Regions from separate parts of the Mus musculus genome. Here region 2 is linked to region 1. Evidence: chromatin loops called from intact Hi-C (ENCODE). Cell type or tissue: left cerebral cortex. All regions are shown on one strand.

What was found. Peaks named below come from ENCODE experiments on the same cell type or tissue, not always from the same donor. Only the 100,000 strongest peaks of a DNase experiment are listed, where the experiment ranks them.
Region 2: a loop joins it to region 1, with 4 times the contacts of the local background. A loop is called at or near these places in 2 of 42 quality-filtered maps.

The regions. Positions count from the first base shown.
Region 1 is chr2:7,389,651-7,397,650 of GRCm38, reverse strand. It overlaps a transcript of Celf2 not described here. Among named protein-coding and RNA genes, the nearest start is that of 5031426D15Rik, 460 kb to the right of the region's middle. In left cerebral cortex, no CTCF peak of the experiment used is centred here; DNase peaks (open chromatin) are centred at 2,518, 3,246, 3,873, 4,953 and 1 more place; H3K4me3 peaks cover 4,150 bases; H3K27ac peaks cover 7,907 bases.
Region 2 is chr2:8,375,471-8,383,470 of GRCm38, reverse strand. No RefSeq gene overlaps it. Among named protein-coding and RNA genes, the nearest start is that of Gm30904, 34 kb to the right of the region's middle. In left cerebral cortex, a CTCF peak has its summit at 3,027; DNase peaks (open chromatin) are centred at 2,268 and 3,027; H3K27ac peaks cover 3,623 bases.

The DNA of each region.
Region 1 (8,000 bases):
GAAAAATAACAATTAAGAAAAATTATCAAGAAAATTAAACACTATTCTGCCATCAAGAGTAATTTTCTTCTATGTCTTCAGCCAGTGACACAAAAGTATGTATAAGTACATCTGTGTATGTCTAAGTATGTGCTTGCACACATGCATACACATGTTGACCTGTGCAAGTGCACAATCAAGGGTATGGACCAGTAGATGGAGGCCAGAGGACACCCTTAATGCCATTCCTTAGACATAGTCCACTTAGTCTTTTTACAAACAATCTCTTGCTGCCCTACCTAGAACTTGTCAAGTGGAAAGTTCTAGATGGCCAGTGAGCCCTGGACGTCCTCCTCCCTCTGAAGCCCCAGTGTTGGGATTACAAGCATATTTCTCCATGCTCAGTTTATGGCTTATTTTATATACATGCTAAAGGTCAAACTCTGCTTGGCATCATGGAAAAGAAACATTTCGATGACTGGGCTATCTCCTGAGTTCTCAGTGCATCTGTTTTTTCCTAATTGCTATGTGTCTTTGTGGCATGACAGATCATCATGGTCCACTTACCAGGAAGTAGACAGCTTGAGAATTTGGAAGAAGTTAAGTCATATTATAGTATGAAAGGATATCTGGAAATGGAGACACACCCATAGAGGACCCAGAACATACTCAGGCTATGATAGTGTCAATCACAAAGTAGTGTTTAACTCCCTGATCAGAGAGGTAACAATAGGAGGTCTGTTGCAAAGTCCATGTAGGTAATATAATTATTCATGGAAGAGGGATGTCTTTTCTTAGAGTTTTTCTGTGCTACAAACTAGAAACATGCTGTTTTGAGCATCAAGTTTTGCTACTGTTGCTCAAGTTCAAAGTTTTCCTTATCTTGGTTTAAATTTTCAGTATGCATCAAGCTTAGCTCCATGATCTTGAGTTGCTTACCCACTTTATAAACACTAAGATAAGCATCTTTAATTTGATAATGGAAAGTTGTTCCCATGTTTCATCCTTTTTAGAAGTTTCTGGTGCTTTTAGAAACTTGGTTCTAGGCAGGCTTTCGCACCAAGTATCTCAACACTGCAAGCTCAAAAACGAAAGAAAGTCAAAAAGTCCAAGAAGGAATGGGAGCGCTTATAATTTTGACATGTCTTCTGCTGTGTTTAGTAATGTGCTCATGTTTGTGCTGTAAAGGAAAAGATGGGAGACAGTGTTTTAGAGAGGGGAAGAGGGGACAGCAAGGAATACAAAAGATGGCACAAGATAAAAAAATATTAGTAAAGATATAGTTGCAATAAATAACGTTATAAAGTGGGGTAAGAAAGCAAAGCATACTGTAAGCAAAGCCCCAACTCTGTGTGCTCAGCTCCATGGTAAGGAATGGCATGGGAGTGCCCGGAAAGGAGCTGCAGAACACCTTCCCGGTGGTGGTGGTGGTGATGCTCACTTGAGAGGACAAGTGAGACCCAAACAGCAGACAGAATGGTCCCAGCATGCTGGCTGCCTTTTTGTGTTTGAACAGTGGCGGTCAGTCCCAGCCTTGCAGGTAATGGAACCCAGCGGGAAGAAGGGGCGGTACCCAGCGGTGCAGCCTGAACTGAGAGCAAATTTAAATTACTGAGTTTTTTTTTTTTCCCTTTTTTTTTTTTTAATTTTTCTACTCTCTGCGACAAACTGAAAAGATTCCAGCACGCTAATTTAACCACCCTGCTTCTTCTTCTCTACCTCCCCCCTCCCTTGTCTCCCTGCTTCCAGGATAATTAAAAGAGAAACCTGTAAAAGCAACATTCCCGTGAGCGAGTTGGTGCTGCAACGTGCTGGTAAGAAAATGAATTTAATTTTTAATCTTTTTTTTCTTTTTTTGGATTTTCCTTTAAAAAAAAAAGCTGAAGGCTTTGTCTCTCTAATGCTGTCATAAGCGTGGCTTCCCTGCTGTGAGGGGTTAGCCTGTAATGAAAAGGTATAATTGCCTGATGTATGACCTCCGCGCCATGCTTATAACAAGGAATAACGGCATCCCTATGCACCCTGATGATGCTTCTCTCTGCAAACTGACTATTCGATGCCCAGCTGCAGCAAGACTGAGATTGCTCCGCTCTGTCAAGGAGCTGTTTGGTTGTTTGGGGTTGGAGTTTCAGTGTCCTCTCAGAAGTCTTGACTTCCTCAAAGTTGCTGCCTGACAGGTGTTATCATGTATTCTAATAGGACCGGTCCCCATCATAACGTTTTGATGTTTACTTCTTAAACAGGAAATACAAGGATTAAACTTCTTTTGTTTATGGAACAGTATAATTATCACAGACTTCTGTAGTCCAGATAATGAAAGACTGGAGCGAGTGCTCTGTAGAGTGATTTTAATCCCTCTTTATCTGTGACTAGTTAGGGGTTCATTAGACAGTCGTGGAGGAGAGCCTCTATCGTTTGGAGACCTTAAACTTGAGATGCCAACTTGCTTCTTTGAAAGGACAATTTTTAATTCAATCCAATTAAACTCAACAAGTATTTCTCCACACTCTGACTGGAACTGCTTGGGGAGTGCCAGTACCTGTTACTCAGGGACAGGGGAGAAAATGAAACACAGTGTAAATGTCCAGAGGCAGGCTTCTCTCCCGCGTCTAGAACGGGCTTCTTACGATGTTCCTGTGTGCTGACTGTTCGCTGTAGATGAGAGTTCAAGGTTAGCTCTCCGTAGACCATAGCACATCCCTTCTTTAGGTGCATGTGCAGTTTGCTTCTGCTAATTAGTACCTGTCGTCTGTACACTTTAGATTGTAGGCTAATACTGTAGAGAAAAAAAACTGGAAATATTATCACCATTGTCATTACTATCAAACACTATGCATGTCATTTAAAAGTACATCTCAATGTAGGAAGTTTTGATCTTATGCAGATTTGAGTGTCAGAAACAGGAAGGAAGGCACATGGAAATGCTTAGACTTTCTGAGGCTGGCTTAGATCTGGGTCAAGAAACTTAGAAGTGAGGACTTTAAAACTTGCTCTTAAATACATATAAAAACATCGAGGAATATAATTTGCTATCCTCTTCTGTGCTTATAAGCTATGATAGATTTTACTTAGTTTTAAGAAGAAAATGGATTAGCAGAAATAGAATGGGAAGTTTTCAGAAGCAGTAGTTAACAGCTGTCTACCAAGGCCTCTGCTAAAGACTATGTCTCCTGTGGCTGTTTGAAGGTTGTTACCTTTGCATCTTAGAGAGAGTGGGACAGTGCGTCCACTGTTCTCTGAAGCCATTCTGTCTAATTGTGTCATCTCTACATTTAACAGCGCTGAACTTTGCCGCCCTTGGGTCTTCACCAATGCCCCCAGAACCACTTGAAATGTCTAAAAGACTTCAGAACATTAGGAAATGTCAACTGCTAAAATAATGTCTGCCTCTTTACAACGGGAGAAAACGCTGTGGATTTAATAGTTCATTTTTTAAAAATCTGCTCCACACCAGTAACTGTCTGTTAGCAATGTTTCAGTAAGAATTGGAATAATGTGTTGCCCAGTAACAAGTAACCAACTCCATAGTGACTGCATAGAATCAGTGATCTGTGTTCCTTAATTATGAAAAAGGTAAATTCTCCTTAAATGTTCAAATGTTCAAAGTCAGGGTCTTCTTTTTCACAAACTTCTAATTGAATGAACAAATGAAAATGAAGATCAGTAGAGCTCTCCAGAATTTTATTTCTGGCACAAAATAAGAATAGGATTAGATAAGCTGAGCCTCTCCCCTTAACAAGATTTGGAGCACGCAAAGGTCTTCTGTGTGAAAGCTGCCTTCCTCTCTTACTGAACACCATGTAAAACCAGGGCTTTCACTGTGCGACTTTGTCCCTGAACTAGTAACCAACTGATGATTCTGTAGACTTTGGCAACTGAAGGATGCCTCCCTCATTAATAAAACATTGAACAACACTGAAGTCACATTTGCCCTACCCACTTTTCCAGCACATAAGGAACCATCAGTGGCCCCAATTTCCGATCCCTAAACATAGCTGTTAGAGGGTCTTTTATGCTCTCCCTGCTGAAGGGCTGTGACATGACAGTTTCCGAGTTGAAGCTCTTACACAGTATCCCTGCATGTATCATTAGCCCTTGCGGCATGTGGGAATACTTTACACCTTATAATTGCACAGGTGTTGAAGTAGAAAATATCGGATGAAGAGAATGCACATTGTGACTTTTCACACCAACATACAGACGAAATTATCAACATGCCAGAGTGAAAATATAAAGCCCGTACGAAAGCCATAAGAATTATGTCTTACAGATAGGATGAGATGTTTGCAGGATTTATTGTTAAGGATGGACATAGTATCAACCAAACAAGCAGTATGTTCAAATCTGGGAGGCAGGACGGGGGTCAAAAAATTAAAAAGCTGCACCTTGATTGTCAAAATAATTCTGATGTATTGTAAGTTTACCTAGGAAACTAGTAAAGATAATTCAATTGATTAGCCTCGATTAACTTAGTATTGTGTCAAGTGATAAGGAAATTAGGGTTCTCACCTCACTTCCCATATTTGCTTGGGTTATTTTTCTATGTGCATGTATTTCCATTCTCTCTCTCTCTCTTTCGTATGTATATTTGTATTTAAATTGTCAATACAGGTTGACTTCAAACCTGTGTTTACTGGGTATAAAAGAGAAACAAGAAAAGAGATAAGAGACATAGATAAAAATGTAAGGAAACGTGAAACCTCATCTCTACTCCTCCCATTGGTTTTATTGTTTAATTTCCTGAGTCTGTCTCCTCAACTTTAAAAAGAGAGAAGGAATTATTCCATTCAAATAGTGTAGTTGGTTTACTTTATCCATGATGCAAATGAGTAACTCCTGTGAAAAGAAAAAAGCAGGTATGGTAGATTTTTTGTGTCAATGGTCCAAATAAGGAGAGCTGTGAGTGAGTCAATTATAGATCCTGATAGTCACTTCTGCACTGCATTGGTGCAGGCTGGCACCTATCTCTTGGTTTAGATCCTTCCATGCTGACACTGGAATATCCCACAGGATATTCTGGGGAAATATCACAACAAAAGACTGAGTGTCAAGACACAAGCAGTCCTGAACACTGCTGGAACGGCTCTTGCATAGAGCATGGGGTGGGGGATGGAGTACAGATACCGAAATTTTTCATATGCTTTTCAAATGTACTTGAAAATTTTGGTAAGATTTCATTGATAAACAGAACTATGGAACCACCACAATCAAGAGGTAGAAAATAGAAAATAGACATCCAAGCAAAAGTTTCCTGGTATCCGTATACAGACATTGTTTTCCCCTCCATGCCTTTTTGATTGGCTTTCTTTTACTAGATTAATTTGCATAGTACATAATAATAGAAGACTGGAATATTATTTTAATAGATACATTTATTTCTTTTATTTTATTTATATGAGTACACTGTAGCTGTCTTCAGACACACTAGAAAGAGGGCATTGGATTCTATTACAGATGGTTGTGAGCCACCATGTGGTTGCTGGGAATTGAACTCAGGACCTCTAGAAGAGCAGTCAGTGCTCTTAACCTCTGAGCCATCTCTCCAGCCTCCTCTCTGTGCTTCCTTGTGCCATCGTTTGTTTTTTTTGTTTGTTTGGTTTTTTTTTATTCTTTTAACCTTTAAGAGTCATACATAGTTGTACCCATTACTACAAAATAGCATTTCACTGTATGGGTAAACCACATGTTTCTTCACCTAGTATTCCACAGTGCCAACATGTACATCTAAGACAGGGTCTCATGTAGCCCAGGATAGGCCCAATCTCCTTGTATAGCTGAGGATGACCTTGGAGTCTGGTCTTTTTTATACCATGAATGTTGGTATCACAGATCTGTTTTCCCCGCTTAAATACAACAGGGAGTTTTCTCCTAATTTAGGGTTTGTTTGTTTGTTGTTTGTTTTGAGACAGGGTGTCTCTTCATCATTCTAGATGTCCTGGAATTCTCTAAGTAAACGAGGCTGGCCTCAAACTCAGAGATCTGCCTGTCTCTGCTTCTCTGTTTGGGGCTAAAGGCATACCCCACCATATCTGGCCATTCTTCTAAAATTTTTATCTGTAAATTTTACCATTTCATCTCCATCTGTAGATCTATCATGTGTTAAGAGCTACTTTATTGAGATTCATATTTTTCCCATATGAATGGCTAACACTGTCGGTATAAAAACCACTTTCCCCTCTTTAGTTACTTTACATCTTTTACTAGATTAAAACTGAGTTAGTAGGTCAAAACTGAACTACTACTGTGTTATGTATGTGTGTTGGTCTGTAGAAATGTCTCTATCCTGTGGCACATATTTGTGTATCTAACCTTTATTAATTTCTTGTTGTGCTAGTTGCCTTACATTTAGGGTAAAAATTTAAAAACAGATAGTACAAATCATGCCCATTTGCTCTTCTCTCTCAACATTGCTTTGGCTTCTACAAGTTGTTCTCATTTTCCTATGACTTTCAGAATTGTTAGTAAATTCCTACCCCAATAAAAGTGCTGTTGAAATTCTTCAGAATTCCCTGGAATATGTAGTTGAGTTGTAGAGTGGATGGCTGTACTGACGTATGTCTGCATCACAGTTACTTTGCTGCTGCCCATGAATTTATTGGTTTTTGATTTTTGTTTTCATTCCAGAGATGGACTATAATTTTGAGTATAAGTATTTCTCCAACTTTATTAGATTTATCTCTTAGTATAACAGAGGCATAAGTATTGTTTAAATACAAACTGTACTTTTATCTTATTTTCTGTTTTTACTAATTTGCTATCATGCTATCCTTCATTCATCATGCATGCTTCCTATTTTCTCTAGTGCAATACCATTTTCCTCAGATTTTATTCTTGTTCATTAACCAACCTTTAAAAATTACATTTCAATTTTCTTTTGTTTTCTACTTATATCCTTGCGTTATTTTGACTGCTTTAGGATTAGCACATATATTTAAACTTAATGTAATCCATGTGTCAGTATATTTCTTTTGATCACATTTTCTATTGGTCAGATTTTAAACTATTTAATATGTCCATATATATACATGTATGTGTATATGTAACATTCATATATATTACAAGCTCACCAATATATTATTAATTATTTACTTTCAATTCTTGTATTCTTTTAAAGAATTGAAATGAAATACAGATTTTATGTAACCCAAACTCATTTTTCTTTCCATACTTGGAATACAGCTCTACTAGTAAGAAAGTTACTCTTGGTTTACCTGAAATATTTCAGTTTCCTCTTGGGTTTGAAAATATAGCTTCAGTGAGTGAAGATGTCGTCATTAGCGACCTCTTCTGCTGCCGCTTTCACATTCCAATGTCAACTGAATTTCACAGTTTCTTAGGAATCCAAAATCAGTTCAAGCCCCTCCCAGCAATTTCCTGTGTGTGGCTTCCCTGAGTTGAGATTGTGTTTAAGCTTTCATTTCAGCAGTTAAAACTGCAGTATGTTTAGGAATGACTTTCTTTGTTTCAACCCCACATGAAGCTCACTGGCTTATCTAGACCTAGATTTAATGTCTGGGGAGAAATTGTGCCACATTGTAAAATGCTATCGTCATTTTTATATTTCCTGTTCTTCATAAGCAAACTTGACATAGTCTCCCATAGGTTCCTAACGTTCCCATTTATCCACCCTCTTTCCTCTGTCTTCCAAACTGAGTAATCTATGTTGATAGATCTTTAATGTTATGAGTCTTTATCATTTCCTATTTGTTCTCTAGCCCTGATGAAGTTTTGATTTATTACTGGTTTCAATTAGATTGTTTTTTCTTTGTTTGTTTGTTTTATATTCCTTAAGTTTTCAATAACGATACTATTCATCCTTTAATTATCTGAACTTGTGTATTATAGCTGTGAAAAACCTTTTGTCGGCTAACTCTAGCCCCTGGGAAGTCAGTTCCTCTGTCCTGTCTCTGCTCTTCTCTGTTTGTCACTCTTTTATGTTTATATGCATGTCTGGTTTGTTTTGTTATAAACTTGATATTACAGATTATATAATTCTGTGACAACTTATTTCACGAGCCTTC
Region 2 (8,000 bases), 990 kb before region 1:
ACTACAAACAGTTCTACTAAGTGGGGACCAAGTATTCAAGCATATATGCATATGCAGTCAGTAAAAATTCAAACAACCACATGCACATAGCTAGAGAGTGTGGTACACATATATAATCCTAACACCTTGGAAGAAGAAGAGATAGGTTCTTAGGTTAAGTCAGATTTGGCTATGTGATGATACTGTATCTAGTAAATGGATATCATTTTAATTCCTTGAGATTTTGAGTTTTTATAAGCCTGGAGGCCTTGGAACACTACCGATACAATCATAAAGAGTGGATACATGTCTCTTATTGGCAGGAGAGTTTCTTGAACAAATCCTGGGAATTTATAAGGAAGTGAAAACAGCATTGGTAGAACATTAGGCATTCACAAAATGAAGGCAGGGTGAGTGTAGTAAAGAAATACAAAATCTAGCACATACCTTGGTTTGTGTTGTAGGGAAGTTATGCTTTGAATGTTGGTGATCATGCCTCGAAATTTATTCTTTTCCTGAATTTCTCTGCAATGCTATGATTCTGTATTTATTCTTAAGAGGGGGATGACATTGTTTCTGTTTCCAAAAAAACCATGTAAATTGGTGTGTATTAAATTACCTTCTTTAATTATATAATTTCAGATCATTGAGAGGCATATTTTTCATATGCATACACATGAGAATTTTTTCTAAACTGACTTTGTCTTGGCGTTATAATCTTTCATATAAGCAGGCATAACTTAGACTCTGAGAATGCCATCTGATTTGTTATTTTGTTTATTGTTATATTCTTTTCATTAGCATCCCTCTAACTCTTTAATTGGAAAGGCACCCAAGTCTAATTCTCCAATAATGTATTTACAAAATTCCAAAGATTTCTCGTTCCTCTCTCTGCATGTTTCATATGTGTATATGTGTTCTTTGCATTTTCTGATGGTCATTATGAAATATATTTATATTTTCTGTTCTTGGGCATGGCTGTGTAGCTTTCCATTGTGAAAGTCACTTTTGTTTTTAAGCACGTTCTTTGAGCAACTTGACAAATGTTTTTTACTCTAGAAGAATTTATACAGAAAAATTATAAAATTATTATTGTTTATATAAGTGTGTTTACCTATAACATATGTGATATATTGTCTAAATACATGTTTTGGAGCCGATTCAAACAAAAGGCGACAATGTCACAAGAAAAAGTAGACAATATTGCAAGAAGGTTAAAAAAGAAAGAAGCCATCTTTGGGGCTGTAGAAATGGCTTAGAGGTTAAAAAAACTAGCTGCACTTGTAGAGGACCCATGTTGGTTCTTAGTACAAAGTGATGAGCTAACAATAATTTCTAAGCTCAGATCCAAAAGATTTGATGTTCTTTACTAGACTCTGTTCTTTAAAGACTCTGTTCTTTACCCCCCCCCCCCACACACACACACAAACGCAGTGCACATGTATACATACAAGCAAAATACTCATACACATAGAAAATGAAAATGAATACTGACAAAAAGGAAGGAGTGAAATCTTGGGAGCCATGCATTTCTTGGTTACATTTCAAGTTTATGTCTCAGCTATAAGAGGAGAGGGAGAGAGAGATGACACAGTGATTATCGGAACATACTGTTCTTGCAAAGGACCCTAGTTCAGTTCTCAGCACTCATATATGGTATCCAGACCCACCTGTAACTTCAACTCCACAGATTTTGATGCTAAAGTAGATAGAAAATATTTAATTCAGTTAGGTGACTGTGGGAATAATTTGAATAAGAAATTGAGTAAATTAATTCATTTTCAGTGTGGTTACAAATATTTGTTTTAGAATAAAATTTTATTCCAAATTGTCTCTCATACAATGTCTTTTCTATCTCTCCCTTACCCTCTCTAGTGCTCTCTCTCTGTCTCTGTCTCTGTCTCTCTGTCTCTCTCTCTCTGTGTATGTAAGTGTATTCACATTTCTTTAGAAATGTCATGTTATAGATTTCATTTTAAATATTGTCTACAGTGAAAAAAATAAAATCATACTTAACTCTAAGTCCTAGAAAAAAAGCCCTACATTTATATACAAGAAAACCTTTTATATACAAGTAGTACATCTAAGACTCAACAACCCATCTGTTACTAGGAAACTTGTTGACTTGTCATCCAATGCAGAATAGTAACATAATATAGTTGGAATGTAGTTCTGCCTAACATGATGTCTATGTAACTTCTACCACTATTGAATGGAAGATTCCAAAGTAGGGTGATGATGCAGGTATCAGATAAGGAACAGGTTGGTTCTCTTTCTATGGTTCTAATCTCTCCAACAAAGCCAGCTGATACTTCAGTTTGAGCCACTACTTTCCCTGAAGTTTCCCATACAACACTATAAACCTTTCAGAGTTGCTTTGTTATGTTAGAAGAGGCCAGAATAAAAGAAGCCTCAGCCCCTTCTTCTTATATACATTTCCTTTCCCTTTAAAAACCAGTTGCCCTTTTTGTACTTTATTTCAAAATGTTTCCCCAGTTTAACATTTCCTGGTAACAGATGGGTTCTTGAGTCTTAGATGTACTACTTGTATATAAAGGGTTTTCTTGTATATAAATGTAGGGCTTTTTTCTAGGACTTACAGTTAAATATGATTTTATTTTTTCACTGTAGACAATATTTAAAATGAAATCTATAACATGACATTTCTAAAGAAATGTGAATACATTTACATACACATAATTGTACTGAAACATCAGTACAATTGAAAATCTATGACCAGATAAACAGAAATTTATCCAATCTGTGATTGTTCCCCATAACTCTGATTCTTTATTGCATAAGGATCAAGTTGTATGTATGAAATATAACTAAAATTGTAATTGAGTAAATCACATCTAACAATAAACAGAATAACAGAATTATAAGCAATAAGATGCATTTTGAAGGGGAAAAAGGAAAGAAAAACCTAGCCTGCTAATGTTCAGTATCATCTTAGCATTGTATCTAGGAGAGTATTGGTCATAGAAGGAAGGGCCTATGGTGTTGCAGAAGATGCACAGTCATTACCTGGGTGATGATGGACCATAGAGGGAGCTGTTGCTCAAGGCATGGCAACCCATTTAGCATTACAGTGAAATTTTCACTGAAACAGAGTACTTTTAAAGCCTCACTTCTAAAACCTAAATTTATAGCTGAAATGTGAAGTAAAATGTCAGCGAGGTTGGTATTTTTGGAAGGAAATTATAATAAAAATTATCTCTCACCTTTTTGCTGAGAAATTTTTTCATGGGAAAAAATGTCTTTTATTATTCCAAACAAAAATATCTTTAAGAAGATGGAAATAATTCTGCATTGTTTTTGCCTGACATTGTACCCACTTTCATACTGATGGGATTTATTGGAAAGAACATAATCTTTAAATTTGAATTACATATACCTGTAGCAACTATATAAATTATCTTCAAAGCACCGACTTTTAAAATCATTTCATGGTATTTGGAAATCATAAATTTATGAATTAAGTGATAGTTGGCAGAGAAAAAACATGTTGCAGTAGGTCAAAATCATGGTGATTTATGGTTCTATAATCATCATAAAAATTCATTACACATATAAGACAAAGAAACATTTGGCTGGTGACAGAAACTGAAGACAAACAGCTTTCTGAAGTAATTGAACGTATAATCTGAATGTGTGCCACCTGGTTAGTTGAGAATTAGCCAACATGAATAATAACACTTCTTAAGAATGTACCCCATCAATTAGTATTAAAATGTGAGCTGCCACATGGATTGACACATTATGTGACAAAACTTAAAATAGCTTGTAAACTAGTATTCTCATGAAAGTCCTCGCCAGTGCCCCGAGGTAAACATAAATTCTATGATTGTGGACAACAGCTAAGACATCATTATTAATAGTCTTGTATTTTCTGTTGCAATTCAGAGGAGCATCTGAGAAGTGCACACAAAGCTTCCAGAAGACATAAACTTCAACTGCGTATGCCCTAGTGTCTTGATAGTTGAGGAACTTTGGAAGCATCATTTTTTTATTTTGTTTATTTTTTATTAGGTATTTATTTCATTTACATTTCCAATGCTATCCCAAAAGTCCCCTACCCACTCACTCCCACTTCTTGGCCCTGGCGTTCCCCTGTACTGAGGCAGATAAAGTTTGCATGACCAATGGGCCTCTTTCCACTGATGGCCAACTAGGCCATCTTTTGATACATATGCAGCTAGAGACACAAGCTCTGGGGGGGTACTGGCTAGTTCATATTGTTGTTCCACCTATAGGGTTGCAGACCCCTTTAGCTCCTTGGGTACTTTCTCTAGCTCCTCCATTGGGGGCCCTGTGATCCAGCCAATAGCTGACTGTGAGCATCCACTTCTGTGTTTGCTAGGCCCCGGCTTAGTCTCACAAGAGACAACTATATCTGGGTCCTTTCAGCAAAATCTTGCTAGTGTATGCAATGGTGTCAGCATTTGGAGGCTGATTATGGGATGGATCCCGGGATATGGAAGTCTCTAAATGGTCCATCCTTTCGTCTCAGCTCCAAACTGTGTGTCTGTAACTCCTTCCATGGGTGTTTTGTTAAACTGTATTCTCGTTCTTTGCTTGTTTGTTTGTTTACTTTAGGCATGCCAGATGTGTCGTCATTGACAGTTAGCTTCCGAGTGCAAAAGCTCTGTGATGTGGGCCGCATTGTTTTGCTAATCATCTTTCCATATTAGTAGAGAAAGGGCAGCTTTATGCTCCATTTATGATGTGACATTTTGATGATTTCTCATTAAAGCTCTCTGAAGGCTGTTATGTAGTCTTGTATATATACGTGTGTGCGTGTGTATGTATGTGGGTGTAATTATTGAAGAGAATATTAAATAAGAATATATGAGACATATGAGACATGAGATAGTCTTATTAAATGAGGATATCTTACGCGCGTTCGCAACCGGCCAGGAAAGACGCAACAAGCCAGAATCTTCTGCAGCAAAGCTTTATTGCTTACTCAGGAGCAAGAGAGGAAGAGCGTGGCAGAGAGAGGCAGAGAGAAAGAGAGAGAGAGAGGCAGAGAGAGAGGCAGAGAGAGGGGCAGAGAGGGAGAGAAAGAGACGAAGAGGCGAAGAGACGAAGAGGCGAAGAGGCGAAGAGGCGAAGAGAGGGAGTGCCAGAACCCTGTGCCTTTTAAGGAGAATTATCCTCCACGTAGGACGTGTCACTCCCTGATTGGCTGCAGCCCATCGGCCCAGTTGTCATCACGAGAAAGGCAGAGCACATGGCGGGAAAACTGCCCCTGCACATGTGCAGATTATTTACTACTTAGAACACAGCTGTCAGCGCTATCTTGTAATGGTAAATGTGAGTGCGGCTCCCCACATCTCCCCCTTTCCTTTTAATAAGAGCAATAGGCCACCCATATTATTGAGAGTGGAGATAGAGGTCAAATCCCCAGTGTGCAGGTAAAGGAGCTGTACACATAACCCCCTTCCAGGCTCATCACCCAGAGGGGTCCTGGTCTGGTCCCGTGTCGTTTTTCCTGGGGAGAAGGACGCTTGGACACTCAACCTTCTTGAAAATTGACATGTCTCCCTAGAATAGGCTCATATATGCCGCAGGGCCCTTCTACTGCAGTGCTTAGCCGTGCAACTCTCTCGGGTTGCTGAAGCACACTCACTCTATCCCGTGCAATGAGACTAGCCTCGTGGGGTGCAAGAGCGGAGTGGCCAGTGACCTATTGCTTAAGCATAGATATATCAGGGGAAGCACCATGTTCTAGAGCTGCAAGTGCCTGGGCAATAACCACCTTGTCTCTCCTAGTTTGGGCCTTAAGCTTACAGACCAACCAAAGAAGCAACACTAATCCACAGCAAAGTGTATCTACAAATAATCCCACCCCCACCCATTCTTTAAAGAAGGAAAATGATGAGGAGATCCAATTGGGTAATCCTTTGGTCAGGGACAGGTCCAAGCAAGTGGAGTTGACCTGAATGATGGCAATTCCCGAAGGGTCTGTTCAAATTCAGCCGTCCAATTCTGTAACATATACTGAGAAAGACTTTTTAACAAATTAGCTGCCCTAGTAAATTTCTCATACTGAATGGAAGTAACGCACAATCCCAGAAACTTTTGTTCACATCCCAGCTGAGCTATTTGCCATAATACATCTAGTTGTTCCTGGACAAGATCTATGCGTTGATTCATTTCTGCCCATGGAGCATTTTTGAGATTGGAGGATGGCGGCCGCTAAGCCTGCATTGGTGAGAGGTCTCCCAAGCTCCCGACAAACCCTGAGCCAGTCTTGTAAACCTTTGTTCTTTCTTGGGGCTATGGCCGCTCGGCATTCCTGCGTGGCTTGCTCATAAATGAGTTGTTCTACCAGAGGTGCGGCTTGCTCTGAATCTGCGAAAATACGCTCTGCTGCCTCTGTCATTCTGGCCACAAAATCTGAGAAGGACTCCTGGGGTTTCTGGACAATCTTTGTTAGTTGTCCAGTGGCTTCACCTGCTCGAAAGAGCGCCTTCCAGGCCCTAATAGCCTTTTCATCTGATTCAGAACTACTAAGAACTGGCTCCTTGAGCTCTTCTAGTGATGAGTATAGGCTCCTTCTCCTAGAGACCTCCGCTGATTGATCTTTTTTCTTTTCTTTTTCCTTCTTCTTCCTTCCAATCTCTCCCCAGGTATTTTTCCCTGACCCAAACTTTTCCTCGGGTTCAAGACCCTTGGAAAGGCCTGTATACTTATTTTGTGCACCATATTTCCTCTTTGCTCCTACCCTCTCTCCCCGCTTTACTTCTGATAGATTGCCCTGAATTTCATCCAGAATTTTCAGCCCTGCCTTAACCACTTGATAACATGTGAAAAGGAACAAAAAGGCTCCTAACACTGGAGAAAGTTCAAGGCCAAACATACCTTGTAAAGCTATTTCCCGCTTTACTTCTGATAGACTGTCTTGAATTTCGTTAGAAAGTTCAAGGCCAGACCTACCTTGTAAAGCTATTTCCCACTTCTGATAGACTGTCTTGAATTTCGTTAGAAAGTTCAAGGCCAGACCTACCTTGTAAAGCTATTTCCCACTTTACTTCTGATAGACTGTCTTGAATTTCATTAGAAAGTTCAAGGCCAGACCTACCTTGTAAAGCTGTACTTACGGGTACCCCTGTTCCCCAGCTGAAGAGTTCTGAATCCATGCTGGATCCTTCTCAACAGTCTGTTTTACGGGAACCTTTATGACCGTGACCAGCAGTTCTGGTTCCGGAATGTGGGATCTTCCTTGCGCCGGTGATGGTAACTCCCGGGTTTCGGCACCAACCCTTATGCGCGTTCGCAACCGGCCAGGAAAGATGCAACAAGCCAGAATCTTCTGCGGCAAAGCTTTATTGCTTACTCAGGAGCAAGAGAGGAAGAGCATGGCAGAGAGAGGCAGAGAGGAAGAGAGAGAGTGACGCAGAGAGAGAGGCAGAGAGAGGGGCAGAGAGGGAGAGAAAGAGACAAAGAGGTGAAGAGGCGAAGAGAGGGAGTGCCAGAACCCCGTCCCTTTTAAGGAGAATTATCCTCTGCCTAGGACATGTCACTCCCTGATTGGCTGCAGCCCATCGGCCCAGTTGTCATCACGAGAAAGGCAGAGCACCTGGCGGGAAAACTGCCCCTGCACATGTGCAGATTATTTACTACTTAGAACACAGCTGTCAGTGCCATCTTGTAGTGGCAAATGTGAGTGCAGCTCCCCACAAGGATATATTTTTCTAATTATTAAATTTTTGTTTTTAAATTCTGGTTTTAGAAATGGCTCATGATAATATGATGAGCATGATCATCTATGGCCAAAGGTGCAGTGTTTTCAATATTTTATTATGTTATTTTTTTATAGCATTCCCATGTGGTAGAAGAAAACATTCATGGGTGGATGGTTTTAATAATATTGTCAAATCAGTGAAGGAATATACTGAAATGTATGGCGCAGTGTTCCTTTATTTTCTTTAATACAAATCTTTCACAATACATCAGATAAAACATACCATTTATTTTCATATTGATAAGAAAGCCCCAGATAAAAATGCAGA